Linked DNA regions of Homo sapiens: regions 1, 2, 3, 4, 6 and 7 are each linked to region 5. A link is a contact called in ENCODE Hi-C or POLR2A ChIA-PET data. All regions are on one chromosome and are shown on one strand. The core of a region is the stretch at or near the end of the contact, and the rest is flanking DNA. Distances in the headings are between cores, read along the strand shown.

Region 1 (3,776 bases), core at 315-2,814, 3.9 Mb before region 5:
TTTTAAACATCATTACATATTTTACTACGTAATACACTCTCCAGGATTTCAGAAAATCGGGTACATTTTCGGGTGCACCATGAAATGAAGTGTTAAACTTAAAACTGCACACACTTCTGCGAGGCGTTAAGCTATGCTTAGGTCCTAGAAGCTCATGGCTTGAAGTAAAAAAGGAATCTAGTTCCTCTTCTGCCGCTTCGTTAAGTGCATTCCAAAAAGTGTGATCGTTTACTCCACTCAGAACTTTTGACGATTTTAATGCTACTACAGGAAAGAGCAATTACACAGAGCAAACAAATATTTAAGTAGACTGCAATTCAGTATTTGCGCACTTACCACTAACCCCTACTACGAACCAGAAGCAACCAAGAGTGACCCAATCGGAAAAGAGAATCCTCTTTTTGGCAAAGCCAGCCAGGGAGAAAACCCTAACTTTGGGGATTCATTTCAAGGAATGTCTACAAGCATTCCTCTCTTTCTTATCTTATGTCTGCGCTACACAATACTGCACGGGTGGCAGAAACGGGGGTCTTTCAGATCTTAAGGGAAAAAAAAGCGACGACCCCCGAGTCTGGGGACCCCAAGTCCCAGCGGCCTGGCGGGCGCACGGCTACCCTCAGGGTCAGGGCGCGCGCTCCCGTTGGGACCGGGGGCGCGCCGAGGCCGCAGCGCAGGGCCCGGCCCGACTAGCGAGCGATAGGCGGGCGCCGGGGGGCTCTGTCCGGTTCGGCCGCCGGGCTAGCATCCCTGCGCGCATGCCCCGGCCCGCTCTCCCAGGAGAACGGGGCAAAAGGGCGACTGTTACCCAATAATAGCGCCCTGCACGTTCGCAACAATGCAGGCGGGGAACCCGAGAGCCGCGGGCAGGGAACCGGAAAGCGAGAGAGCCCGGCTCCGCGGCTGCTCCTGCGCTTGAGCCCAGAGCTCACAGGGGAACACGCGTCGGCCGGAAAGCAGCGCCGGGAAGAAGCGTGGGCGCGAGGGGGCAAGGGCACGGGTCCCGGCGTCCCGCGGAGGTCGCCTCACCAGGCGAGGCGCGGACGCCCGAGCCGCCCCGGGCCACACGTCGGCCCACCCTCCGAGAACCCAGCCCGGTCGCGGCGGGGAAAGGGGCCGGCGCCACCAGGCCGCCGCCTCCAGGCGCGATGAATCGTGCTTTTTCCCAGTGCGTAGTCCAGGCCTGGCCGCCCCGGCCCGTCCGGGGTGACTCAGGGCCCGGCCCCGCTCGCTCCTCTGCCACCTTCGGCGTCCTCCGCCCACGAGTCCCCCGGCCCGGCCGCCATTCTGCCCGGCCGCGTTTCGGCGGCTCAGGCCTCGCCAGGCGCCTGGTTTCGGCCGTCGCGGCCCGAGTCACTGCGACACCGCGGCTCGGGGCCGGGCCTGCGCCGCCGCCGCCGCCGCCACCTCCTCTCGGCCCCGGCGGCTGCCGACACTCACCCGCATCTCTGTGGTGCCCCAAAGGCTCCCGCGACGCCTCCGCCTGGTCCCTGGGCCTGGGCCCCGGCGAAAGCCCCGTCCCGCCAAGGTCTAGCTGCGTCCCTCAGCTACCGGGGCTGCCCCGCCTGGAGCTGCGTGCGACACGGCGCCCGCCTCCTCCTCCTCCCCTGCCCGCCCGGCCCTCCTCCTCCCGCCGCCGCCGCCTGCACCACGCAACCTCCGCCCTCTCGCCTTCCCTGCGCGGCTCCCCGCCCTCTCGGCCTCACCGGCTCCGGCGACCGCGGGGGAGAAGCTGTTGGGGGAGGGCCGGAACGCACCGCCATCGGCGTCCGGGGCGGGGGAGCCGGGAAACCGTCGTCGCCATCGCCCCGCCAGCCCGAGGCGCGGGAGGGGCCCGGAAAGCTCCCTCCCGCCCGCTCGCCGCTGCCGGCGGCCCCGGGGGCGCCCCTTCCGCGGCCGAGGCCCCCGCTCGCGTGGGGAAGCTTCTACCTGCGAGCCTGCGGCCCCTGCCCCCGGCACCCGAGACATCCCCGACCCGGCGCGCCGGATTCTCTGCCAGGTTTTACAGCCTCCCTCGCCTTGGGACCGCCGCGGAGGACCCGTTCCCGCCACTTCGGACCTCGCGAGCGGGGCTGAGCTGCTTGGGTCGGGGACACCACCAGCCTCTGGAGAAACGGCCCGAAGCACCCCGAAGAAGAGGGGGTCCCAGTCCCCTGCCCCTCCCTTGTGCGCACCCCCACCCCCAGCTTGCCTGGAACCTGACTCCACACCTTTGTCGACCGGGACAGGGACTGGGGGTTGCACCCCAGATCAGAAAGTCAGAGGTGGCCCTCCGAATCGGCGCGGACTTCCGAGGAACCTCAGCCAATTCTCGACCCCCTTACCACCTGCAAGGCCTTAGGAATCGGCTCCAGAAAGCTCGAGCTTATCTGCGTGTTTCGTTTTAAAAATCACTTCTAAGATAAAACCTAACTAGGCTTTCCCCTTCAGACTTTCAGTAACTCCTGTTTGGCAAATTTTGACATTCACTCTATCCTTCGTCTTTGTAAGGACATATCAAGACTTAGAAGGCTTTGATTACACATACGGATGGCATGAGTCGTGATATAAAATAGTATTGTTTTCACGTGTACTTCGAAGTCATCTCATTTGAAATTAACTGTCATAATTGACTATTTGGAATATTCAACCTAAATACTACCCGCTGCTGTGGTGACGGGGGGTGGAGGAAGCGTGGTGGAACCCCAACACCTAGTGAGGGGTGGCTGATTAATACCACGGCTCACAACATAACAGAGCGGCTCATTCCATGAACAACCCCGGGGGGATTTCGAATTCTATCATCTGGGCAAAAGATGTGATGAGTGTAACTTCCTGTTTTCTCCAAACTAAAACACTACGCAGATTCCTGTACCGCTCTGGGACAGAAATCCTCAGCCAGAGCAGAGGCCGTCCCCAGAGTCCACACTGTTTCCTGCATAAAGTGGGTTATCTCAGAAGAAACATCCCACTGGTCTGTGTGATCCTTCTATTGAAATGTGGTCTTTTATCTACATCTAAGTATCTCTAGAAGTAATGCGTTTGTATGTACTTGTCACTCAGATATGTAATCCCTTAATTTGTGCGGGGTTTTGGGGTGTGAAAAATTCTTGGTTTATATCCTACACTTTTAAATAACCTCGTCAAAACTTACATGTATTTAACACCTTTTTTTGTGAGCACATGGTAAGGTTGGAAGTAAAAATGGAAGGTTTATCCCTGTGGCCCATGTTTTCCAGTGTACCTATGTGGGGTTTTAAAAAAATGTCCCAATTTCTTCCTTTTACTGGAGACTGCGTTTTTTAGACAACAGCTTATCTTCCTATTCCCTAACCAGTCTTCTCCAATCTTACCATTCAATATAGCCTCCTTTTCTGTGACTTCCTCCAGCTGAATAGAAGGGCTGAGTGGGTCAACCTTCCCTGTATTGTTTGTTTCCTCCACCCTCTCTTTTTCCTTAATAGCAGTATTTGGTCCACCCACACCACCCTCTCTCTTCTCACTGCCTCCATTCCTGGTTCTTAACTCCTTTCTATTCTTTACTCTCCACCTGCCTACACGATCATTCTTAGCAGCAAATTTATTCCATCGACTTTTACGTCCACTTAACATCCAGATTGCATTTACTTTGCGCAGATAACCTTGCCGCCTACCTCACAAGTCAAGGCCACCTGCTGCTCTCTTTCTACTTTAAAACATCCTTCCTCCATCTTTACCCCCCAACTCAGCAAAATTGATGTCTCTCTCGGATGACCCAAAGTTTGGAGGGATAATTAATTTGATAGATGTCAGAATCAAAG
Region 2 (3,935 bases), core at 1-2,500, 3.1 Mb after region 5:
TGAGATGCTCTCTTCAGTGTGGAAAGATGGGGGAAGAGGAACGTTTAGCAACACAGGAGGTAGATGGTCAAAAAAGCAACTACATGCCTTAAGAAAAAAGTTGGAACAATGATTCCTACAGTCTTTAGGTCACTAAAGACCTTTAATGTCCTCTCACTGGTTAAATTCAAGCAACACACACACATTTTAAAAATTAATGATTCCTATTACGTGTGAATAAACCTGAACTTTTTTTTTGTTTTAGTGAACATAATTTACACTGGCAAAATCGTCCCCAATCCTCCATATCAAATGAGTATAGAGGTGGGTGGGTGAGCTCAAAGGTCTTTTGCCCCTGTAGTTAAAAGCCTAAAGAAGTCTTCTGATCACTGTGGCTGATAGTAATACATCTCAGTATTAATACAGACAAGTGACTACCTGTAATACAGGTCTTCGAAACATGGCTTCTATTTTCTTTTCTTACAGTCTAATCTTTAGGCTTTTCCTGAAGGAAAAAAACAAAATAAGAAAAAAACATTACCTCTTATGGCAAAAGTACAACTCACCAGTCCTAAATTCCTAACTATATTCATAATTTTTATGCACTCCAATTTTGTGACCACAACGTACCAACATTCCTGCACATCTGATGAGGATTCCTTCCTCCCTCCCAAATAAACTCACACCTGTATGTCTTTTTGGTCCCAAATAACTTCCTCTTCCTCCAACCCATCGACAAAATTTTGATTCTGAGTTAATCCCACTTCCAATCCACTGTCTTCTCAAATTTCATTACTATGCAAGCTCCCTTAGAGCAGAGATTTGTATCTGCTTTATTCACTGCCATTTTCTAAACTTCTAAAAAAGTTCTTAATGCATAGTAAGGCCTCCATAAATATTAGCATCACCAAGGGACTTATATCTGAAACCTGTTACTGAAAAATTACTGCCTTCATCTCCGTTAACAAAGACCAAGCAGCGTAGAGACCCCCGGGCTAGCCAGCCACACCATAGGGAGAGGTGGACACCCTTTACCGAAGATGGCGCCACCACCTGAAAACCGAGGAGAACTGGAAGGAAATCACGCGGTCCTCCGCACGACTGATGAAAGGGCCAGACACCTACACAGAAACACCTCCCGACCCACGCAGGATCACGCGCAGCCAAAACACACGACTCCAGCACTTCCTTCGCGCTGGCTATCCCTTCCTCCCTCACCTGACGATCTAACCCGAGCAGCCCAGCCACGCAGGGGATCACTTCCGGCGCACAGGGAACGCAAAGCTCGCCAGAGGAAAAAGGAAACAGAAACTCCGCAACTTGCGCCTTGGAAATACTGCCGGCTAGCGCTGCGGGAAACGGCTCCCCTTAACTCTGAAGTTCCGCGATCTTCTCTTTGTGCGCGGGCGGATGGATCAACGCCGCCAAGTGGTGAGTTTGGAAGGTTTCAAGTTTAGAAGGTTTCAAGTTTAGAAGGTTTCAAGTTTGGAAAGAAATGAAATTATGTGATGAGGTTTCTAACTGGGCCCAGGAGGGGGCGAGGTAGGCAAAACAGAGACTAGCTCTGCCTGGAGGGAAAAAAAAGCAACATTTGTGACCAGCCTAGGCGACATAGTGAGACCTGTCTCTACAAAAAATATATAATTAGCTGGGCGTGGTGGCGCGCGCCTGTGGTCCAAGCTTCTCCGGAGGCTGAGGTCGGGGGATCGCCTGAGCCCTGGAGGTCGTTGCTGCATTGAGCCGTGAACGCACCACTGCATTCCAGCCTGGGCAACAGAGCGAACTCTATCTCAAAACAAAACAAAACAAAACAAGAAAAAGAAAAAAAGAAGAAAATTAAAAAAAAAAAGAAAGAAAAAGAACGTCCCAGGTCTGTTGAAGCACTAAGAAAAGCAGAAAAAGAAAGGGGAGCCAGGGAAGGGCTGGCAGGCTGTGCAATTTAAGGGAGCACCAGAAAAACTGGCAATCAAATAATATATTAATGTAATATTTTAAAAAGTAAAAATTAATGCAGGAAATCCGGGAGGAACAAAATAAGAGTCATGTGTACCTTAACAACAGGGTAAGGTCTGAGGATTGCGTCATTAGGCGATTTTGTTGCTGTACGAACACCACAGAATGTACTTTGACGACCTAGATGGTGGAGCCTGGACACACCTCGGCTCTGTGGTGTGGCCTGCTGCTTCCAGGCTGCAAACCTGACAGCATGGGGCTGTACTGAATACCGCAGACCATTGTAATTCATGGTAAGTATCTGTGTGTCTAAACATATGTAAACATGGAAAAGGTACAGTACAAATGCGGTATAAAAGATAAAAATGGCACACCTGTATGGGGCGCTTACCATGAATGGAGCTTGCGGAACTGGAAGTTGCTGTGGGTGAGTAAATGAGTGAGTGGTGGCCCAACATGAAGGTCTAGGACATTATTGTACCCACTAAACACTTCATAAACACTGTACACTTAGGCTACACTCAGTTTATAAAAAATACTTTTCTTCCTTTAATAAACTTTCACTCACTATAACTTTATAAATCTTCCAAATTTTTTTACGTTTTAACTGTTTTGTAATAACAATTAGCTTAAAACACACACTGTACCACTGTACAAAAATATTTTTCTTATATCCTTATTCTACAAGCTTTTTTCTACCTTTGCTTTTTTTCTTTTTTTTTTTAACTTTTTAGCCATTTTTTAAAAAAACTAAGACATAAACACACACATTAGCCTAGGCCTACACAGGGTCATTATGATCAATCTCAGCCTTCCACTTCCACATCTTGTCCCACTGGAAGGTTTTCAGAAGCAGTGACACACAGGGAGCTGTCATCTCCTATAACAGTGTCTTCTTCTGGAATCCCTCCTGAAGGACCTGCCTGAGGCTGTTTTACAGTTAACTTTTAAAAAATAAGTTAAATAATAATATAATAAAAAGTATAGTAAATACATAAACCAGTGACATAGTCATTATTAATATCAAGTAACACATGAGTAATACATTGCATTCTGATGTTTTAGCAGGTATGATGTCACTAGACGATAGGAATTTTTCAACTCCATTGTAATCTTATGGGACCACCTTTGTATATGCACTGTTGTATATGCAGTCTTTTTCCAAAACATCATTATGAAGTGCATGACTGTATTAAAATTTTAACTGAATACAGGATCCAAGCCAGACTGGAGCCTGAGGCACAAGGAAGAATATGCACCCCTGTGTATATGTGTACTTATGTATTTTTAAAAATTGGGGCTAGGAAGGTTAGTGGGGGGCTGGAGGGAAGGTGGGGATGGTTAATGGGTACAAAAAAATAGAACGAATAAGACCTACTATTTTCGATGGCACAATAGGTTGACTATAGTCAATAATTACTTAACTGTACATTTTAAAATAAGAGTGTTATTGGATTGTGTGTAACTCAAAGGATAAATTAAGATGATACCCCATCCCCCATGATGTGCTTATTTGACGTTGCATACCTGTATCAAAATATCTCATGTACTCCATAAATATATACACTTCCTTTGAACCCACAAAAATTAAAAATAAAGACAAAAACAAAAAAAAATGTTTAATTAAAAAAATTTTGGCCAGGTCCAGTAGCTCATGTTTGTAATCCCAGCACTTTGGGAGGTTGAGGGGGTGGATCACTTGAGCCCAGGAGTTCAAGATCAGCTTGAGCAACATGGCAAAACCCTGTCTCTGTAAAAAATACAAAAATTAGCCAGGCAGCCGGGCGCCGTGGCTCACGCCCATAATCCCAGCACTTTGGGAGGCCAAGGCGGGCCGATCACGAGGTCAGGAGATCGAGACCATCCCGGCTAACACGGTGAAACCCCGTCTCTACCTAAAAATACAAAAAATTAGCTGGGCGTGGTAGTGGGTGCCTGTAGTCCCAACTACTAGGGAGGCTGAGGCAGGAGAATGTCGAGAGCCCGGGAGACGGAGCTTGCAG
Region 3 (4,046 bases), core at 756-3,255, 4.3 Mb before region 5:
GATTGAGACCATCCCGGCAAACACGGTGAAACCCCCCTCTCTACTAAAAATACAAAAGGACCCGGGCGTAGTGGCACGCGCCTGTAGTCCCAGCTACTCGGGAGGCTGAGGCAGGAGAATCGCTTGAACCGGCAAGGCAGAAGTTGCAGTGAGCCCAGATGGCGCCACTGCACTCCAGCCTGAGGGACAGAGTGAGACTCCACCTCAAAAAATAAATAAATAAATAAATTGATGACATGTTGAAATAATATTTTGCATATATTGAGTTAGATATATAATTAAAATTAATTTCATCTATTTATTTTTTAACTTCTCAAAAATTTTTTTTATTTTAGAGACGCGGTGTGGACTGCCTCGAACTCCTGGACTCAAGTGATTCTTCCGCCTCAGCCCCCGGCCTAGCTGGGACTACAGGCGTGCACAACACAGCGCCTGGCTTTTTACTTTTTAAACGTGACGCCTAGAGAATTTAAGCAGGGGTGTCCAATCTTTTGGCTTCCCTGGGCCACACTGGAAGAACTGTCTTGGGTCACACATAAAATACTGATCATGATAGCTGATGAGCTAAAAAAAAAAAAAAAAAAAAAAAAAAAAGACAAAGAAAAAGGTCCGTGCATAAATCTCATGATGTTCTAGGAAAGTTTACGAATTTGTGTTGGGCCGCATTTAAAGCAGTCCTAGTCCGCATGCGGCCTGGGGGCCGCGGGTTGGACAAGCTTGATTTAGAGTTTTGTATGCGGCTTCCCTTATATTTCTATTAGCCAGGACTGGCACAACACAGGATCATCGCTACCATCCCACCTATACACAAAAAAAAAGGTTGGAAAAAAGAAAAACAGGTCCAAGAGTGGAGGTGGCACTTCCCTCTGCTCTACCCCCTACCCATCGCTGCTCTTCCTCCTTTTCCCAGTCACCCCTCATGTGCCAGGGTGGCTCCTGACCCAGTACAATTGCTCTCCTAGAGGTGACCAAAGACCTCTTGGGTGGCAAATGCGATCAGTGCTTTCCCCGCGGCCTGACCGTCCCCTTCTCATTCTACGGGGCTGCGTGCAGGCGCGGCCCGGTCGCCTCGGTCGCCCTGGCAACTGGCCGCTGCCGGCCCCCGCAGGCCTTGGCAAACACCCGCGAATGAACCGCCACGCACGCGAGGCCACTCCAGCCTCCGGGTCCGCACCATTCATTCGGCAGCTATTTCGGGAGGGCCTCCCGCGTGTCCCGAGTCCGGTGCCGGGAGCCCAGGCGTCACGCAGCGCGGCGGGAATGCGCCTCCGCACACTTAAATGCCGCCCGCGCCACCGCTCAGATTGCTGGTGACGAACGCTCCCGCGGCCGCGAGAATGGCTGACGGCTCCCCAGCCCAACCCCGCTGCGCGTCTGGCGGGCAGGCGTGGGGCTGACACGCAGCAGGCACCCCCTCGACTTCAACCCAACTGCAGGGCCCCGGGTCTCATAGCTGCCTGCGAGTGCCCCTCAGACCTGCGGCCCAGCCTGGTGTCCCCGGGTGGGCGGTTTCACACCCACCCGCTAAGTCCCCTCACGCGAGGCTGCAGCCGCCAAGCACGGGCGACAGGCGACGTGGCCGGCGGGACCCGAGAACGGCGCCTATGCCTGGCAGCTCCCTGCCCGCCCGCCTTCCTCCCTCGGGGTCTGGGTCTCGGGGGCTCACAACACTCGCGCGCGGCCGCCCTTACCGGGGCCGGGGCCGCCTCAGCCATGGCCCTGCGCTGTCTAGCCCGGGCCTCGGAAGTCGCCGCCGCTGCCGCCGCTGCCACCGCGCCCGGCTCCAAGCAGGCCCGGCCGCCGGGTCCTCTCCACAGGCGGCGCCGACCCGGCCCTGCCTTCCCCGCACGGACGGGACTCACGCGGCCGTCGGGGCTCGGGACGCGCAGGAACGCGGCGGAGGCGCGGTGCAGCAGGCGGCGGATCAAGCTGGGGTCGCGAGGCCGACTCCGCCGCACTCCACCCGCAGCGGCCCCTCAGCTGGCGCTTTGTGGGCAGCGAGTGCACCGGGAACCGCGCGGGCCTAGACGCGCCGCAGGCTCGCGCTGCCCAGCCACCGCGGCCAGCGCGCCCCCTGCCGGCCCCTGCGGCCAGCGCCCCCCGCGTCGCCTCCGCCCCTCCCCCCCAGCTCTTGGGCTTCGGTGTGGGGAGGGTTGTTATTTGGGGCCCACGTGTGTTCCGCTTTCTCACATTCCCACGAGAAGGTTCAGCTCACCGCAGTTTAGGACCCAGCCGCAAAGCCGGGCTCATTCTGGGGAGTGATTTTCTTCACGGAGGCTCGATACGCAGGCGCCGTCTGCAGGCAACAGCTTCTGCTGAAGGGCAGCCGTATTTAGAACAGCGGAAATGTGCAGGGTGAGAGTAAGGGGGACACGGCTGAAGGGAGCCTATGGGTGGAATGAGTGACGGAGAGGCACAATTTTGGAATGAAGAAGATATAGATCATTTGCGGAAATTACAAATGTGGTTGCCAAGGTGAGGCGGTTCAGGTCCCACGCGGCCTGTGTTGGGATCAATAATATTTTAAGGTCTCCTTCACATCTCGGATTATTGACTCTCCGGGGCCTGGTCTGGAAATAGGATTCTTAATTTTTGTTTATTTATTTATTTAGAGACGGAGTCTCACTCCGTCGCCCAGGCTGGAGTGCAGTGGCGGGATCTCGGCTCACTGCAACCGCCTTCCGGGTTCAACCGATTCTCCTGCCTTTGCCTCCCAAGTAGCTGGGATTACAGGCATGTACCACCATGCCCAGCTAATTTTTTTTTTTTTAAGTGGAGACGGGGTTTCACCATGTTGGCCAGGCTGGTCTGAAACTCCTGACCTCAAATGATCCACCCGCCTTGGCCTCCCAAAGTGCTAGGATTACAAGCGTGAGCCATTGCGCCCGGCCTTATTTATTGATTTATTTAGAGACAGTCTCCCTCTGTCGTCCAGGCTGGAGTGCAAGTGGCACAAACAAGGCTCACTGCAGCCTTAAACTGCTGGGCTCAAACGATCCTTCCCCTCAGCCTGCCCGAGCATCTTGGACTACAGGCGCAGCTACCAAGCCCGGCTAATGTTTTATTTATTTGTATTTATTTATTTACTTATTTATTTTTCTGTAGAGACAGGGTCTCGCTATGTTGCCCAAGCTGGAGGAAGTGGAATTCCTGAGAGCAGCAGAGATCGAGCTTGGGGTTACGGTTTGCTGCGTCTGAGCAAAAGGACCTGCGAGAACAGGCCGAGCGCAGTGGCTCACGCCTGTAATTCCAGCACTTTGGGAGGCCGAGGCGGGCAGATCACCTGAGTTCCAGACCAGCCTGGCCAACATGGTGAAACCCCGTCTCTACTAAAAAATACAAAAATTAGCCGGGCGTGGTGTCGTGCACCTGATATTCCAGCTGCTCCGGAGGCTGAGGCAAGAGAATCGCTGGAACCCAGGAGGCGGAGGTTGCAGTGAGCAGAGATGGCAGCACTGCACTCCACCCTGGGCGACAGAGCTAGACTCCATCTTAAAAAAAAAAAAAAAAAAAAAGGACCTGCGAGAACAAAGTGTTTTCTGGTGAGGTTGTGTTTTAAGTCAACAGAGTGTGTGTAACAGCAGTAGGTTCCTTGCCCAATGCACATAGCAAGTCTATATGCAGAGACACCAGGTTGCAGCAGAGAAAGAGGTCTAATCATAGGGCCACCTAAGGAGGAGACAGGAAGAAGCCTCACATCCATCTCTGCTAGGAATTTGGGAATTTGGGGTTAGAGTTTGTAAGGGTAATGGAGTTGACTGATTGGTGGGAGAGTGCTGGTGAAATCGTGGTACAAGGAGATGAAGAAACTACATTCTCATGCTCATCCCATTCCTCTGTGGGGGGTCTTCAAACTGGTTGAACTCAACTGTTTCACCGGAACTCGTGGTCTGAAAAACATCTTAAGCGATCCTTAAACAAAAGCCTTATGATTCTAATGTCAGAGATCCTGTCTACAGGAACAACAGGGATGCAAATCAATTCTTAGTCTGATGTCTGAAATCCTATCTATAGGAACAATAGAGATGCAAATGTCAGTATCTAGT
Region 4 (3,689 bases), core at 972-3,471, 4.2 Mb before region 5:
GGTGGCTGGGATTACAGGCACGCGCCACCATGCTCAGCTAATTTTGTATTTTTAGTAGAGACAGGATTTCACCACGTTGGCCAGGCTGATCTGGAACTCCCCACCTCTCATGATCCGCCTGCCTCAGTCTCCCAAAGTGCTGGGATTACAGGAGTGAGCCACTGTGCCCGGCCTCATATCTATGATTTGACAGACAGCCTCTCTACGCTTACAACAACCAACTGTGGAGATCTTGGATATAGTCATGGAAGTATCATTTCTCATCTCTCTCCATTCTGACCCTCAACACAGTGCTGTTTGTACCCATAACAAAATTGAGTGAAAAATTTAGGGATAAAGAGAAAGGAGCTTTCCAACTTGATAAAGTTCTGTTTTGTTGAATGAACTTCTATAGCTATACCCTAAATGCTTTCAAAAAGAACATTGTTACTTTAATGTCACAAGATATATGTGTGTTTATACACATATACAGACAGCACTTCAAGAGCCTTCTTCCTATCTTTGTATCAACAAAAGGCCAGTGAAATTGTGTTTCTCCCACCACTGAGCAAATGGGGTCCTCATTCCTCTCAGTTTAACAGTGTCATAGGAAACAAGAAGAAAGATGAGAACTCTGACTTGTCTTTTTGAAGAACAGGTCTATCTTTAACATGATATTAAGGCTGGGCACGGTGGCTCACACCTGTAATCCCAGCACTTTGGGAGGCCGAGGTGGGTGGATCACTTGAGGTCGGTCAGGAGTTTGAGACCAGCCAGGCCAACGTGGTGAAACCCTGTCTCTACTAAAAATATAAAAATTAGCAGGGAGTGGTGGCGGGCGCCTGTGGTCCCACCTACCCGGGAGGCTGAGACAGTAGAATCACTTGAACCCAGGAGGCGGAGGTTGCAGTGAGAGGAGATGGCGCCACTGCATTCCAGCTTGGGTGACAGAGCAAGACTCTTGTCTCAAAAAATAAAATAACATGATACCGAACTGTCTGGTGGCCCACATTCATAGCACTCTAATAAATCAGTGTGTACAGTTGCATAATGTTCTGCCCTACAAAATTGACCAGGAACCATCAGATTAATAGGCATTCAACAAAAAAATTAAGTATTTTTAATTGCTAAGGTCTGTGAGTTATCCCTTTTTTCTTCCTCACGTAATAATCTGCACACACGAGAAAATATTCCTGAACTTGAGTTTCTATTTTTTTTCTTTTCCCTATTTGCCTTCTCAAACTCCCAGGTGTTAAAAAAAAGTCTCAAACTTAATGCACATTACAGGCTTCTTTTCTGACATACAAAAATCGTCATCTTAACCTAGTTTTCTTCTCCAAAGTGGTCAAGAGGGAAAACCTCAAGCTTTTATTCAGATCTATGTAAACCACTAGATTGCCTATCTGGTATTTCCTTTTGCAGAAAATCACTAGAAAACTAAATAAGACGAGGCAAAGTTTAGACAAGAATCTGATGGCTTGTTTCTCCGAGATGCAACCTTGGAGAGAGGCTTCCCCAGATTCTAGTCTGGATTCACTTTACTGCATGCTCTTCCCCGCTCTCTAGCTCAATACTCCGGAGAGAAATGAAACTTTTATTTGCTCGAGCAGAAAAAGAAATTAAGAAGGCCACGAACATGCAGCGGACTTGGAGCCCCTTTCTAGCAACAAACAGGCTCGTGCTCCTCCGCCCGCGTTGGTCTCCAGCTTCCCAGAGCCCCGGCGGGTTGCGAGGACCGCCCTGCTCGCCACTGCTCCCCACCGCTCCGGTACCGACACGTGTTCTTACTGCCAAGTTCGGCCGCAGGATGCTGAGCCGAGCCCCGCCCCGCTCCACATTTCCCAGGCTCCGCCTCTCCTGCCCCGCCCCCGGCACCGATTGCCAATAGCGCCCCGAGGCGTAGCCAGGTCCCGCACTCCCCGTGCCCGGCCCGCCGCCTTTGTTCTCCCCCGCTCTCCCTCTTGGCCTGTGCGCTCCCGGCAAACCGAGTGGCAGCCGCTGATTGGTGGTTGTGGCGCAGCCAATCAGAAGGGGGCACCTCACGTTAGGGCTCGGAGTTTTAAACGCGCAGCCGAGGGCCGCGCGCAGGAGTAGGGAGGGCCTAGGGCGGCGGAGCCGACTCGTCGCGGCCGAGGCGCGCGCGGTCCGTGCCGGCGTCAGTCTGGGATTGGCCGGCCCGCGACTTCCTCCGCCCCCTGCCAATCGCCGGGGACGACTTCCGTGGGTTTTTCCGGCTCCCCCGCGTCGCTAAGGAGCGACGGGCTGTCGGCCAGACCCCGAGTTCTCGGTGCGCTCAGCGGCCGCCGACGCTAGGAGGCCGCGCTCCGCCCCCGCTACCATGAGGCCCCGGAAAGCCTTCCTGCTCCTGCTGCTCTTGGGGCTGGTGCAGCTGCTGGCCGTGGCGGGTGCCGAGGGCCCGGACGAGGGTGAGCGGCAAGCGCGCCGCGGGTCGGGCTGTGCTTGCGGGGGCTGCAGAGCTGTGCGGGGGCCTGGGCCCTGCGACCCCGGCGGGCGGGCTTCCGCGCGGTCAGCTCCAGAACTAGTGATGGGCGCCGAGCCCGGGGTAAACTTGGCGGAGTTGAAGGGGCGGGGGCGGTGGCTGTGGCAGTGGCAGGATCGATTTGGGGTTCCCGGGAGAGGAAGGTGGCCGGGGTCTCTTGGGCTCCGACGCCCTGGAAGACCCCTGTCACCCGAGGCTGGGAGAGGGCTGCAGAGCGCCTTTTTTGCAGCTGGGTCCTTCGCCTTAATTTACAGATTTTCGTCAGGTCCAGGCTAACTCCAGGCGAACGCGCCCAGGCAGTGGGAAGGGAGAGGGAGAGCCACTGGAGAGAAGGGGCGAGGGCGTGAAGAAACAAGTGCGAGTTCTTTGGAACAGCAAGCATTCCTTTTCAAAATGTGGTCTGTAGATTTGGAAATGATTAATCCATAGATTCTGGAGAAAGGGATGGCTTGGTTTGCACCTTTGAGAAACTAGAGATACCATTCCTTCTGCATTTAGCATTTACTGTGTGCCAGTCCCTGTACTGGGTTCTGGGAGGAAAAGATTGTGAGTGTGGTCCCTGCCCATGAAGCGCGTACTCCAGTAGGAATAGTAACAACTACTTCATGGTCCCTGCATTTTTCTTCGAAGTGAGCTAGCTGCAGACATAAGAACTCTGAAGATTAGGAAGTGCTAATTAAGGAAAAGTTGTTATTCCTAGAGAATAAGGCATCCAGGTACTGGTCTTTACCTTCTTCCTCTCTGCCCTTACTTTTAATCACTAGCTTTTTAACCTTCTGAGTTTGTTCTAATATAAATATACACTCTTTGATAATGTTAGTGTGTAGGGAAATCGTGAACTTTATACTCTTTCAAACAGATTGAGTAACTTCTGCGTGGGTCACTGATTCAAAAAGAGTCTTTGCCCAAATAGAAAAGGAAGTAAAAACCCACACTCGGCGAGAAAAACACCTGCCGAAAGGAATCCGATAGCGGGACTGCTTACAAATTGTGTCTTGAGACCTTTACCCAAATCATGTTTGTTTAAATAGTGTTTATTTAAATACAGATACCCAAAATACACTGAAGCAGAATGCAGGGGTGGGCCCCGGAATCTGCGTTTTAAGTCAGTTTTCCCTTGAGACATAGAATTAACTTCGGGAGGCACAGTGAAAGTTGAGGACCAGTGTGGGTGGAAGATGCTTTTTGGAACATAGCGGAAAAGCATATA
Region 5 (3,621 bases), core at 1,122-3,621:
TACTGTCGTGTCTTAGGGAATAGGGAGGCCCACGGGGAGAGAGAAACAGGAGAATGTACTGGTCCCGGGGCAGTAAGAAACACACAACATTGATCTATTAAGTTTGCCGTCTTATAAGGGCATGGCTGGTGGCACCCCAAAACAATGACAAGAGTAACATTAAGAATCACTAATCACAGATTGTAATGAATATATTAATGGAAATATTTGAAGTATTGTGAAAATTACCAAAATATGACGCAGAGACACGAAGCAGGTACACGCTTTCGGAAAAATGTTGCAGATAGACCTGCTTGATGCAGGCTTGCCACAAACTTTCAATTTGTAAAAGCGGTATCTGTAAAGCACAATAAAGCTAAACACAATAAAAGGAGGTATGCCTGTAATTCCTGGTATGAAGTACCATAATTCTCCATTTTTTTCCCATTATTTGTTAATTTATTTCACATTTACTGAACTTATCTTGGTGAGACACACTGTGTGGCTGGAGAAATAGCAGGGAAGGAAATAGACAAGGCTCCTGCCCTTAGAGAGCTAGCTCTCTAGTAGGGGGAGACAAATCATTAACAAGTAAACTGTGCTAGAGTGAGGATTCAAGGGCCAACAACTAAATTTTGGTCCTTGTTTTCCTGGAGCCTACATTTTAGGGTAATTAAATAAAATATAAAAGACCTCAACACTGACTGGAACATAATAATTGATCAGTAAGTGTAAATTTTTATTACTGCTTAAAAAATTGGTTACAATCTGCCATTGAATTCATTGTTCAAGATTTCGTTCTGAATATTGGTGATGTGTTTTTGCCATTTGACTACCTTCTATAATTTGCCTTGCCTGTTTATATCCTTGGTCATAATTTTTCTGGTTTGCCTTTTACTAATGGACATGTAGTTCTGAGGCAGAATAGGGTCTGGAGGCAGGGAATGTTAAGGCCGATTCATGCTGACTTCCTGGAACTAAATCAAATTGCAGTACTTCAGCAATGACAGGAAACATCCTCTCCATTTACACAGGGCTTATATCCAGTAAATGACTTTAAAATTTACTTCATCCTCTTCATTTACATAGGGCATAAGCCAAGTAACCAATGGAAACCTCTAGCTGGCATTTAAACCCCAGAACATTCTCTAACGGCACTCTTGAGCCCCTATCCTCGGGCGCTCCCAACCTATGGGGTGTACTTTCATCTTCAATAAATCTCTGTTTTTGCTTCATTCTTTCCTTGCTTTGTGCGTTTTGTCCAATTCTTTGTTCAAGACGCCAAGAACCTGGACACATCAACTGGTAACAGCTCTTCATAGGATAAACACATGGCAACCACTTGTCTATTACATGTGCAGATAGTTTCCTTGTACCCCAATTGTCTTTTAGGTTCATTAAGGTCATATTTAAACATGGACTTTTGAAATTTGTTGTAGCTAAACCCGTATATAAGCATTTAGGCTTCCTCCTTCTTTGGGTCTTTTCTTGTGGACTCCCATGCACATAGCTGTAAGCTTTTCCCCTGTTAAACTGTCTTAAGTCAATTTAACCTCTTAGGCCCAGGTGGAAACCTTAAGAGGGTAGAGGGAGATTAGGTTCGCTCACTATTGGAAAAGCCTGTATTGCAACAGTGACGCTCTGCAGCTGCAGATAGGTGGCTTAAAGTTTCTTCCAACAAAAACATTCTGTTTCCACAAAGCAAAGTAAGGAAAGCTCTTAACGGAGTGTTCCCTAAAGAAAGCTTTTTTTTTTTCTTTGAGATGGAGTCTCGCTTTGTCGCCCAGACTGGAGTGCACTGGTGTGATCTTGGCTCACTGCAACCTCCGGCCTCCCGGGTTCAAGCGATTCTCCTGCCTCGGCCTCCCGAGTAGCTGGGCCTACAGGCGCGCGCCACCATGCCCGGCTAATTTTTTGTATTTTTAGTAGAGACGAGGTTTCACCATGCTGGCCAGGCTGGTCTCGAACTTCTGACCTCATGATCCGTCCGCCTCGGCCTCCCAAACTGCTGGGATTACAGGCGTGAGTCACCGCACCCGGCCAGGAAGGAAAGCTTTTAACCCGACGGCTCAGGGAGGACACCGGTAGCAGGACTAGAAGCAGCACAGTGGAAAGTAAGTTTGGCTTGGAAGCTAGGTCAAGCATGGGTGATAGGGAATTCGCCACTTAGTTTGAAGCAAATGGCCTCCTTGTTAAAGCTGAGTGCAGAGGGCCCGGCAGCAGTACTACAGCTAGCAGAACCAGCCCAGAAAACGAAGCCTTGGAGACTTGAGGTGGGTAGTGCCGGACGCAGAGCACAGGGCGCGGCTCCCACTTGCCTCCGGCTCCCGGAAGCGGGCGGGGCCACCTCGCGTCCCGGGGGCTAAAACCTGCGAGCGAGGACCGCGCGCCAAGGCTCCTCAGCCGAGCGCCGAGCGGTCGATCGCCGTAGCTCCCGCAGCCTGCGATCTCCAGTCTGTGGCTCCTACCAGCCATTGTGTAAGTGCGACTGCTGCCGGGCGCGCGGGCCGCGGAAGGGGGCGGCCGCCTCTCGCTCCCCAGGTTCCCGGATGGTGATGGGTTCGCGGAGAGAGGCGGCAGGGGCAACCCCTCGGACCTCATAGCGGCCCGCGCGGCCGGTCTCCGGGGGCCCCCGCCCGCGGCGGTGCTGTAGGCGAGCCGTGGCGGGTCCCCAGCGCCGGGTGCTGCGCCGCAGCTCAGCTGGCTCCTGGGTCCCGGAGCGCGCCGCTGCCGAGTGCCAGGTTCAGGCGGCTCCCGTGCTGTTGGTTCTGCGCGATGTTTAATTAAAACTGAGAGTCTAACTTCACTTTTTTTTTTTTAATGCAGAGGCCAATAATCCGTTATGGAGCATGCCTTTACCCCGTTGGAGCCCCTGCTTTCCACTGGTACTGTATTTCTTTCCACGGTTTAGTGTCACTGACGTGCCCCTCCCCAGCGACGGGAACAGGTCGAAAGGACGGGGCTCTAGAGCCAGCGTGACTTCCAGCCTGGGTTCTGTCCCTGATTTCCTAGCTCTGTACCGCTAAGCATATCAGCCTCTCGCCGGTCTCATTTTCCTCATCTGAAAAATGAGCTTACGTATCAGTCCTTGCTGTGAGGACGAAATGACAAGATACAGTGTGTGTAGTCCGTGTGGAGCCCAGTAAGCGCTTCCCGGCTGTTGCGCCTCCACCAACAGCGCGAACAAATCTGGAACATAGCGGAACATTAGACATTGCAGGCATTAAGGACGGTCATCGTTGCCTGACCGTGATGCATTTTTAATCCATTGAAAGTGCCCCGAGCTTATCTAATAAAAGATTGGCAAATGATTATATCAAGTGTTTTAAATCTATATAACACTCAGGATATTTTATTCTTCTAAGATTTGAAATTACTGTGTAACCGAGTTCAGGCTGGGCTGCTCGCTGCTTGCAGAGCCAATCAACAAGGACGAAGGGCCCGGAAAGGAAAGTGACTACTTTCCAAAGCTAGCAATGGGGAAGTAGTCCAAGCTTCTGCCTTAACGAAACCATTTCAAATTTGGACAAAATGTAAGAGCTTATAAAGGGGCGCTTGGTATTGGGGCTCGGGGGCCCCAGTCTACGTGACTTGCTCAGATATTTATCTTGGGTTTTTGCCTCATCTGGTGAATGGGCTGGC
Region 6 (3,681 bases), core at 347-2,846, 4.2 Mb before region 5:
TTTTGCCGTGCAAAAGGACAGCTAACATTCTTATAGTTTCTTTTTTTAATGTGCCAGTAAACTCTATGTGGCTTCTCAGTTAATCTTCCCAACACCCTATAAGATAGATACTTCGATTATGACCATTTTCTAGATGGAGAAACTGAGGCTCAAGCAAGGTAAGTGACTTGACCAGAGATAGCTAGCTAGTAGCTGGTGAAAACTAGGACTCAAGCTGAGATAATGTGGCTGCAGCCCGTGCTGTTCATCTCTAATGCCTGCCGGATTCTCACTGCATATCATGACACCTATTGGGGCATCAGTCAATTTGATTAGTCAGCTTCAGTGTCTTCATTTGTGGGGTTGTTGGAAACAGATGAGACAGGATCTGGCTGAGAAACAGCCCCAGAAACCTCCTCTCCCAGAATGGCACCAACCCCCCTTCCCTGCCTCTGAGCCTGGCCACTGGGTGGACTTCCAGTCCACATAGTAGACTAGATCACCCCCAGTGCATGCAAAGGCAGAGTGAAAGGTATAAACAACTTAGTCAAATCAAGCTGTACAATGAAAAACAAAAGGAAATAAAACTATTCTGGCGCACACCTTTTTCTTATTAATTTCAAGTTGGCTGCCAATGTTTACCTGCTTTGTTCTTAAAATAATCCATTCTAGAATTTTGCTAGAGAGCAACATCGTTTAGAGATTGTCATTTATGAAACTCTCACTCTCATTTTCCCCTCTTTTGAAATTAGGACAACATCTACCCATGTCTAGTTTTCTGGGGTTATTCATTCTCCTCAATGGCATTCATTCATTCATTCACTCAACACATTTACATAGCACCTGCTGTGTCCCAGATACTGTGCTAGGTACCAGAAGGAGTCAAACATAGTCAATGATTCTGCTTTTCCATTGGCTTGGGGCATCCAGGAACACATTTTCTCAGGCTTGGAGATGTGAACTCCAATGGGCAGCTGCCTGCCCTTCCCCTCCCCTTGCCTGCACCTTTACAGTAAGGTCTACTCGCCGCTGCAGCAGGAAGATCCTCCATTAGGAGTAAAACAGAGCTGTGAATTCGGCTGCCCCAGGAACAGCCCGATCCTTGTTGCTCCAGACACATCCCTACTGTCTTTTTGCTGTTCTTTGCTTTCGGCATGAGTTTCAGGTCTTTCAGAGCTTTGCCTCTGACACTTTCACAGAAATCTTTTCCACCCGCCTTTTCTTAGTCATCTTTACTTCGGACTTCCTGCTTCTGCCTTTTGTCCCTGTAGATTCTGAAGTCCTCAGGAACAATCCAAGATCTTCTGGTGTTTCAGATGCTTCCCCTTCACGTTCCTTAGGTGGTGGTTTCTGTTCTATCAGTTGGGGTTTAAGGAGGAGGCAGGGATCTTGGGCAGTGGGAGAAGCACCTCTGTAGGGAGCTGACTGCCAAGATGGGAAAGTGTCAGCCTCCAGGTAGTGGCGCTTGCTGGGATTTACCGACGCTGGAAGCACAGACTTTATCTGTAGGGCTCACAGTTTCCTCCAGGTCCCACAGAGCTGTCCGGAGGGTCACACAGCAAACAGATAAAGGAGGCCAGCGCAGATTGGGCGGCTCTCTGGTACCTTGCGGTGGCTGAGCCACTCAAGACAAACCGGGGGAAAGACGCCCTGATGACGAAATGCTAATTTTGCATATCTCTTTCCCAGGATGCTTAGCAACACGTCTGATTCTTGTTATTCAGTACGTTTTTCCAGCTATTGATAAATAGATGTGCCAGGGAATTCTTAGAGTATATATATATCATTAATATTGTAAATATAGTCATCAGTAAACTGAAACCAGAATATCACTGTAAGGGGAAAATGAACAAATTTGGGGGCTTTAAATAGTTCAAACAGTAGGAGGACTTATTGGCTGGTCCGAAGGTAGTGAGTTATCTCAATTGATTGTTCACAGTCAGTTACAGATCGAACTCCTTGTTCTACTCTTTCCCCCCTTCTCACTACTGCACTTGACTAGTCTTTTACGAGAGTTTCCACTCTCCTGGCATCCCTCGTTTCTTGTTTTCATCTCAATTTTAAAATGTTGAAAGTCAGCATCATTAAATAAAGCATGGAATACAGGGGGAAAACGAAGTACTATTCTTTTCTTCCAGAAACAAACAGTAAATTTGGGAAAACCCATCACAGACAAGAAGGAAAAAGAAAACAAAAATCAAATAAATAGTAATAGATACTACGGACCAATTATTGGTAAAGATGGTATAGTATGTCCTAAGAGATCAAAGACAGGAAATGGGATGAGGGTGAATAGGGGTTTTTCTTTTTCTTGTACTTTTTCTTTTCTTTTCTTTCTTTTTTTTTTTTTTTTTTTTTTTTTTTGAGACAGGCTGGAGTCTCTGTCACCCAGGCTGGAGTGCAGTGGTGTGATCTCGGCTCACTGCAACCTCCGCCTCGTGGGTCCAAGCGATTATCTTGCCTTAGCCTCCTGAGTAGCTGGGACTATAGGCGCGCGCCACCACGCCTGGCTAATTTTTCTATTTTTGTAAAGACCGAAGTTTCGCCATGTTGGCCAGGCTGGTCTTGAACTCCTAACCTCAAGTGATCCTCCTGCCTCAACCTCCCAAAGTGCTGGGATTACAGGCGTGAGCCACCGCGCACGGCCAGGATTTTTTTAATGTTTTAATATCAGTAGGATTAAGGACTGGTATTTGATGATACAACACTCAATGGACAAAATTAAGAGGCATTTCAAAGTCGACAATCCAGTTAAGTTTTGAAGCTAAGAGATGTGAACATTTTCAGAGAGAAAGTATTTTGGAGGAAGACAAACCAAGTCCAAGAGTTTGAAAATAGAGAAGGCGGAAGAGGGCAGAGTACATTGCGGGATGCTCACCACGTGAGGCACCAGAGCCACTTTCTAATCCTGGTTCAGCCCTTAGGTTCTTATGTAGCCTTTAGAAAGCCACGCAGCTGCCTCCTCATCAGAAACAAAGGGTCATTACACTGATCTTCCTTCCCTCTTCGCTACATGGAAGTATACATTCCTAACAGCCTCGAGGCAAAGTGTTGTTTGATGAGATTGTGGTGGTGTTGCAGTACAGTGTGACTGCCACAAATGTGTATACAACAAAAGAATATTTAAATTTTTCTTATAGGTGAAAGTAACCCAAGGCACCTTGAGGGCACATGTGGGTTTCCCAAGAGCTTCCCTGTGGGGTTTTTTGTTTTTTTTTTTTCTTTCTGAGACGGAGTTTCGCTCTTGTTCCCCAGGCTGGAGCACAATGGCGCGATCTCGGCTCACTGCAACCTCCGCTTCCCAGGTTCAAGCGATTCTCCTGCCTCAGCCTCCCGAGTAGCTGGGATTACAGGCATGTGCCACCACGCCCAGCTAATTTTTTGTATTTTAGTGGAGACGGGGTTCCTCCATGTTGGTCAGGCTGGTCTCGAACTCCCGACCTCAGGTGGTCCGCCAACCTCGGGCTCCAAAGTGCTGGGAATACAGGCAAAAACCACCACACCCGGCCTTGAATTGTAATTCTCAGGTGTTGAGGGGGAACCTGGTGAGAGGTAACTGAATCAGGAAGTCAAGACTTAAGGGTCTCCTCAATCTAAGTCCCGAGGCTTTTCCCGTACAGCTAGCTTGCTGCTTCTTCAATAATAGATATGCCTTAATTACAGTGATTGTTCAAGCCAACTGATGTTGCTATGATCACGTAC
Region 7 (3,497 bases), core at 230-2,729, 3.8 Mb after region 5:
AGAACTGTAAGATAATAAATTTCAGTTGCTCTACAACACCAAGTTTGTGGTATTTTATTATAGCAGCCTCAGGAAACTAATATGAACCCCCATGAAATTGACTTAATAAAAGTGATAGTGCAAAGTACCTAAACAGTCACCTGAAACTCTATATACCTAGCTATGTTTCAAGAAAGATTTATGGTAGCTTATAGTAATTCACAAAACATTGATAACACCAATAATTCATACGTGAAAAGGAAAAAACAGGAAGGATATACAAAACGAAGCCAACAAGGTTTATGCAAAAAATATATATATGTGTGTGTATATATATATATACACACACATATATATAGCTCTTGCCTCGAGCCAATTAAAATTTGGCTTTAAACCAGCAGCTTACACGTAAAGGAAGTCTTCTTGTTTATATGATTCAGTGGCCATTACATAAAAACAAGCCAACTCCACAGAAACAAGTACAAAAGACAAGACGAAATTTCTCCCAGGAGTTTCGCTCCTTAGGACTTCTTTTCTGGACTGTAGCCATGTATAGGATACTCATTACCCCTTTGTAAACTTAAATGTAGTCACTAGACCCAACTTTATAAGGCTGTTTACTATATCATATAAGGCTGATAACATGTCAAAACTTAACTTGATAAAAGCAAATCCTATAGCATAGATTGATTAGACGTCAAATTCTAACTTAAAAGTAAATTCTGTAGGAGGAAAGAGGGTGTAAATACAATACCCACTAGGTAGGCAACTCACTACCGATATTAATTCCAGGGTACATTTTGAAATATTTATAAAATGCCTTGAACGATACTCAGAAAACGAGTACAGTTTCCTCACCCAAACTATCAAACATTGAGTAAGTGCTGCATACAATGCCTATGGGATGTGGCTTGCTTGAAAACAGATTTAGTATGGGGTGAAATACTCACAATGCTTTCTACTATCTGCCCAGCGAGGTCTAAGATAACTACTGAGGAGACAAACGTTCCATCCCCTACTCCCTGAAGAAGCTCCTGGGTCAATGGGGGAAAGCGCTCCTAACCCAGTAGCAAGGAAGGCTTGCAGCTAGGGATCCTAATTAACTATTAGAAGATGAGCAGATAGATGGAAGGGGAGGGGGATGGCGCCGCAAGTCGGTCAGAAAGACCACACGGCACACGCATCGCCATTGCTTCAGAGCTTTTGGAGGCAGGTCTGTAGCCATTCCCACCAAAACATACTACCGAACCGTGCATGCCCTTCCAGGAGAGCCAGACCTTTCTAACTCTCCCCAGCCCACCACCTCCCCGGGTCCTCCGCACAGGCGGCGGCGCTAGCCTTACTGCGCAGGCGCCAGGTACACCTCGGAGGCCTCAGGAGGGGGAGCCAGTAACTCCGGGTCGTTCACTAGGGCTCCGCTCTAGCTGCCAAGCTTCCGTTTCTCTACTGCTCCCCGTAATAGTTGCCTGCGCGAGCTTGGAGCCGGGTAGAGGGCGGGCCTTCCGGGACGAGGGCGCGTGGGTGAGGAAGGTCAGGTCTAGGTAAGGCTGTCGGTGACTTTGGGGGTCTGCAGCAAGGGGCGATGGCTGCGAAGTCTACGGGGGTCTCCAACCTTGTAGAGTCGCCAGGAATAGGGCGAATCCACTTCATTAGTGACCAGCTCGGGCGGTTCACGTGCATCACACAAATAACTTGGCCTTTTTCTGCCTCAGTTGGGGGATTTCTTAAACGTAGAATACCCGCGTTTCCGCTGCCGTAATTTCCTCTCAGGCGCAATTACTCTCTTCCATATTGGTTAACAGTAGAAGGCTCAGTTTCTCTGCTCATCACACGGCCTTCGGCACTGTAGCTTTGGGTGGTGGGCTGCAGATTAATTTTGTAACCACCTTAAGAAAAATACGGTAAGGTGATATTTAAGAAAAATATTTGCGAAATGCGCTCCCGAGTCAAACATCGGTTGACTTGACAATACTACAGTTTCCATCACAGTCAGGCATGATCGAGTCAGGTGGAGGGAGTTGAAGATTGTTCTTGATGAACTGAATGCAGCTAATACATTTTCAGTGCCGTTGATGCCTCTATGACTCCGTAAAATAATCGGTACCGGGTTTTTTTGTTTTTAAGCATTCTGTTGAGATTGTTTTTATGTTTAGATTGTTTCTATGACAACGTGTGTACACTGTATGTGAATTCCTTGGATCCTGATGGTTATTAGGGTGGGCACTGTGCCGTGAATTTTGCATATTAGCTTCACATCGCAGATAGTATGACTGTCCTCGTGTAGTCGATGAGAGAACCTGGCAGAGAATAAGCACCATTACAAAAACGACGTGGCCATTAAAAGGCAGAGGCGAGATTCCAACCAGCTTTTTTATTCTGCAGCTGGTGCGTTCTGCTAACCAATGGTTTTTGGGAAACTGGAGAAAGCTCTCTCCCAGAACAATTTACACACACACATACATACACATATCGGCATACAGATGTACACTTCCACTGTTTTCAAAACGCTGAAGCACATCCCGGTTAAGAACTCTTGCACTTCATCTTTACCTTTCAAAGAGAAAAGGCAAACCTAATACAAAGCCACTTATTGAAATAATCTTTTAAATGCATCAGACCTATCAAAAAGATCAAAGAAGTTTGCCCTGTTATGCCAAAGTAAAAATATGGGAATTTTCTTCTCATGTGGGCTTAATTTGTTTTGCTCAGCACATTTGAGTAATTTGTTTTTGCTTAGCATTTTCAGCTCCAGTTAACTTTTTTCATGAGAGTACAGTTTTCTTTAGTTCACATTTAAAGAAAGGTAACACTTAAAGTGACTTGTACTCCCCGAGAATGGTTTCATGTGAATCAAAATGTAATTGACATGCACGTTGTAAGAAAAGCTCCCGTGTTATTCTTCGTGAGAGACATGTGTCTGTGCACTGTGGAAGGAAACAACAAAGCAGTGTCATTGGTAATTGTTAAAACCACTTTCAGTTTCCTCCTGTTTAGCAAGTGGGCCTTTGTTTCTAGTAAGGGATTCAGGTTTGAAAAGGCTTATTCCCTTTCTCTGTCATAAAACTTTAGGACTTGGATTTTATGATATAACCATGTTCCAGCCTATTCTAGTGTGACCTTTTTACTTACAAGTTATGTATCCCAGTAATTTGCCACATTCCAAAATGGGCATGGACATAACAGCAGCATCCTGTGATGGCTTCAGTGACTACTGTCCTACTGAGTCCCTTCCTCCTCCTGGCTATCTTGTCAAGTTATCAAGGTGCTGGTCCTCTCCCTATGTTTCTCTGGCTGTCAGTCTTTGTAAATGAGGTCATCATTCCAGGGAGGCACAAAGTTTTTACTATATGGAGTATCTATCTGTCTGTCTCTCTCTCTTTTTTTTTTTTTCTTAAACATGATTAAGAACAAGGAATAAACAAATGTGTCTATGTAGAATATATGAAAACCAAACTTACAGATCTGGGCTCGTTCTTTTTTGTAAGTTACCATTTACTACTCAGTGCCACTGTTACTCA

The links. Hi-C counts contacts between places; a loop is a spot of excess contacts on that map. ChIA-PET counts read pairs that join two places held with the same protein, here RNA polymerase II (POLR2A). Pooled maps may share reads with other maps.
Region 1: a loop to region 5 is called in a map with no recorded cell type, with 15 times the contacts of the local background. The contact joins the promoter of CUL1 here to the promoter of TPK1 in region 5. A Hi-C loop is called at or near these places in 3 of 37 single-sample maps with no recorded cell type and 15 of 50 pooled maps. POLR2A ChIA-PET finds 5 or more read pairs at or near these places in 1 of 52 experiments (CD4-positive, alpha-beta memory T cell).
Region 2: a map of naive thymus-derived CD4-positive, alpha-beta T cell shows a loop between it and region 5 (26-fold over the local background). The contact joins the promoter of SSBP1 here to the promoter of TPK1 in region 5. A Hi-C loop is called at or near these places in 1 of 168 maps with a recorded cell type or tissue (naive thymus-derived CD4-positive, alpha-beta T cell), 1 of 37 single-sample maps with no recorded cell type and 7 of 50 pooled maps.
Region 3: a loop to region 5 is called in a map of endothelial cell of umbilical vein, with 13 times the contacts of the local background. The contact joins the promoter of ZNF398 here to the promoter of TPK1 in region 5. A Hi-C loop is called at or near these places in 1 of 168 maps with a recorded cell type or tissue (endothelial cell of umbilical vein) and 7 of 50 pooled maps. POLR2A ChIA-PET finds 5 or more read pairs at or near these places in 1 of 52 experiments (common myeloid progenitor, CD34-positive).
Region 4: a loop to region 5 is called in a pooled map, with 12 times the contacts of the local background. The contact joins the promoter of PDIA4 here to the promoter of TPK1 in region 5. A Hi-C loop is called at or near these places in 9 of 50 pooled maps. POLR2A ChIA-PET finds 5 or more read pairs at or near these places in 2 of 52 experiments (A549 and common myeloid progenitor, CD34-positive).
Region 6: a loop to region 5 is called in a map of natural killer cell, with 12 times the contacts of the local background. The contact joins the promoter of GHET1 here to the promoter of TPK1 in region 5. A Hi-C loop is called at or near these places in 1 of 168 maps with a recorded cell type or tissue (natural killer cell), 2 of 37 single-sample maps with no recorded cell type and 7 of 50 pooled maps.
Region 7: a map of ascending aorta shows a loop between it and region 5 (8-fold over the local background). The contact joins the promoter of MRPS33 here to the promoter of TPK1 in region 5. A Hi-C loop is called at or near these places in 1 of 168 maps with a recorded cell type or tissue (ascending aorta) and 8 of 50 pooled maps. POLR2A ChIA-PET finds 5 or more read pairs at or near these places in 2 of 52 experiments (CD8-positive, alpha-beta memory T cell and HCT116).

What each region holds. Positions count from the first base shown.
Region 1 is chr7:148,696,691-148,700,466 of GRCh38, reverse strand. CUL1 (cullin 1) reads right to left here and starts at 1,564. Exons shown (of 22, transcript NM_003592.3): 1 at 1,438-1,564. RefSeq lists silencers at 560-659, 960-1,989, 2,650-2,709 and enhancers at 537-1,262, 2,330-2,379.
Region 2 is chr7:141,735,673-141,739,607 of GRCh38, reverse strand. SSBP1 (single stranded DNA binding protein 1) reads right to left here and starts at 1,250. Exons shown (of 7, transcript NM_003143.3): 1 at 1,198-1,250; 2 at 418-484. The coding sequence starts at 441. It overlaps WEE2-AS1 (WEE2 antisense RNA 1), which reads left to right and starts at 1,566. Exons shown (of 4, transcript NR_199841.1): 1 at 1,566-2,225. RefSeq lists an enhancer at 1,348-2,233.
Region 3 is chr7:149,145,412-149,149,457 of GRCh38, reverse strand. ZNF398 (zinc finger protein 398) reads right to left here and starts at 2,005. Exons shown (of 6, transcript NM_170686.3): 1 at 1,692-2,005. The coding sequence starts at 1,715. It overlaps LOC107986856 (a long non-coding RNA gene), which reads left to right and starts at 2,097. Exons shown (of 2, transcript XR_007060581.1): 1 at 2,097-2,475; 2 at 3,106-4,046. RefSeq lists silencers at 1,091-1,140, 1,281-1,430, 1,725-1,896, 1,561-2,200 and enhancers at 1,506-2,079, 2,511-2,560, 2,654-3,227, 3,228-3,801, 3,802-4,046.
Region 4 is chr7:149,027,037-149,030,725 of GRCh38, reverse strand. PDIA4 (protein disulfide isomerase family A member 4) reads left to right here and starts at 2,221. Exons shown (of 10, transcript NM_004911.5): 1 at 2,221-2,405. The coding sequence starts at 2,318. RefSeq lists silencers at 1,729-2,308, 2,379-2,448, 2,539-2,588 and enhancers at 1,913-2,506, 2,507-3,101.
Region 5 is chr7:144,834,803-144,838,423 of GRCh38, reverse strand. It overlaps TPK1 (thiamin pyrophosphokinase 1), which reads left to right and starts at 2,371. Exons shown (of 9, transcript NM_022445.4): 1 at 2,371-2,457; 2 at 2,806-2,864. The coding sequence starts at 2,822. RefSeq lists an enhancer at 2,161-2,230 and a silencer at 2,531-2,630.
Region 6 is chr7:148,985,442-148,989,122 of GRCh38, reverse strand. GHET1 (gastric carcinoma proliferation enhancing transcript 1) reads right to left here and starts at 1,596. Exons shown (of 1, transcript NR_130107.1): 1 at 1-1,596. It also overlaps RNY1. RefSeq lists enhancers at 1,250-1,299, 1,620-1,669, 1,237-1,737 and a silencer at 1,880-1,949.
Region 7 is chr7:141,012,934-141,016,430 of GRCh38, reverse strand. It overlaps MRPS33 (mitochondrial ribosomal protein S33), which reads left to right and starts at 1,479. Exons shown (of 3, transcript NM_053035.3): 1 at 1,479-1,520. RefSeq lists enhancers at 951-1,150, 1,671-1,720, 1,183-1,828, 2,971-3,040 and a silencer at 1,298-1,606.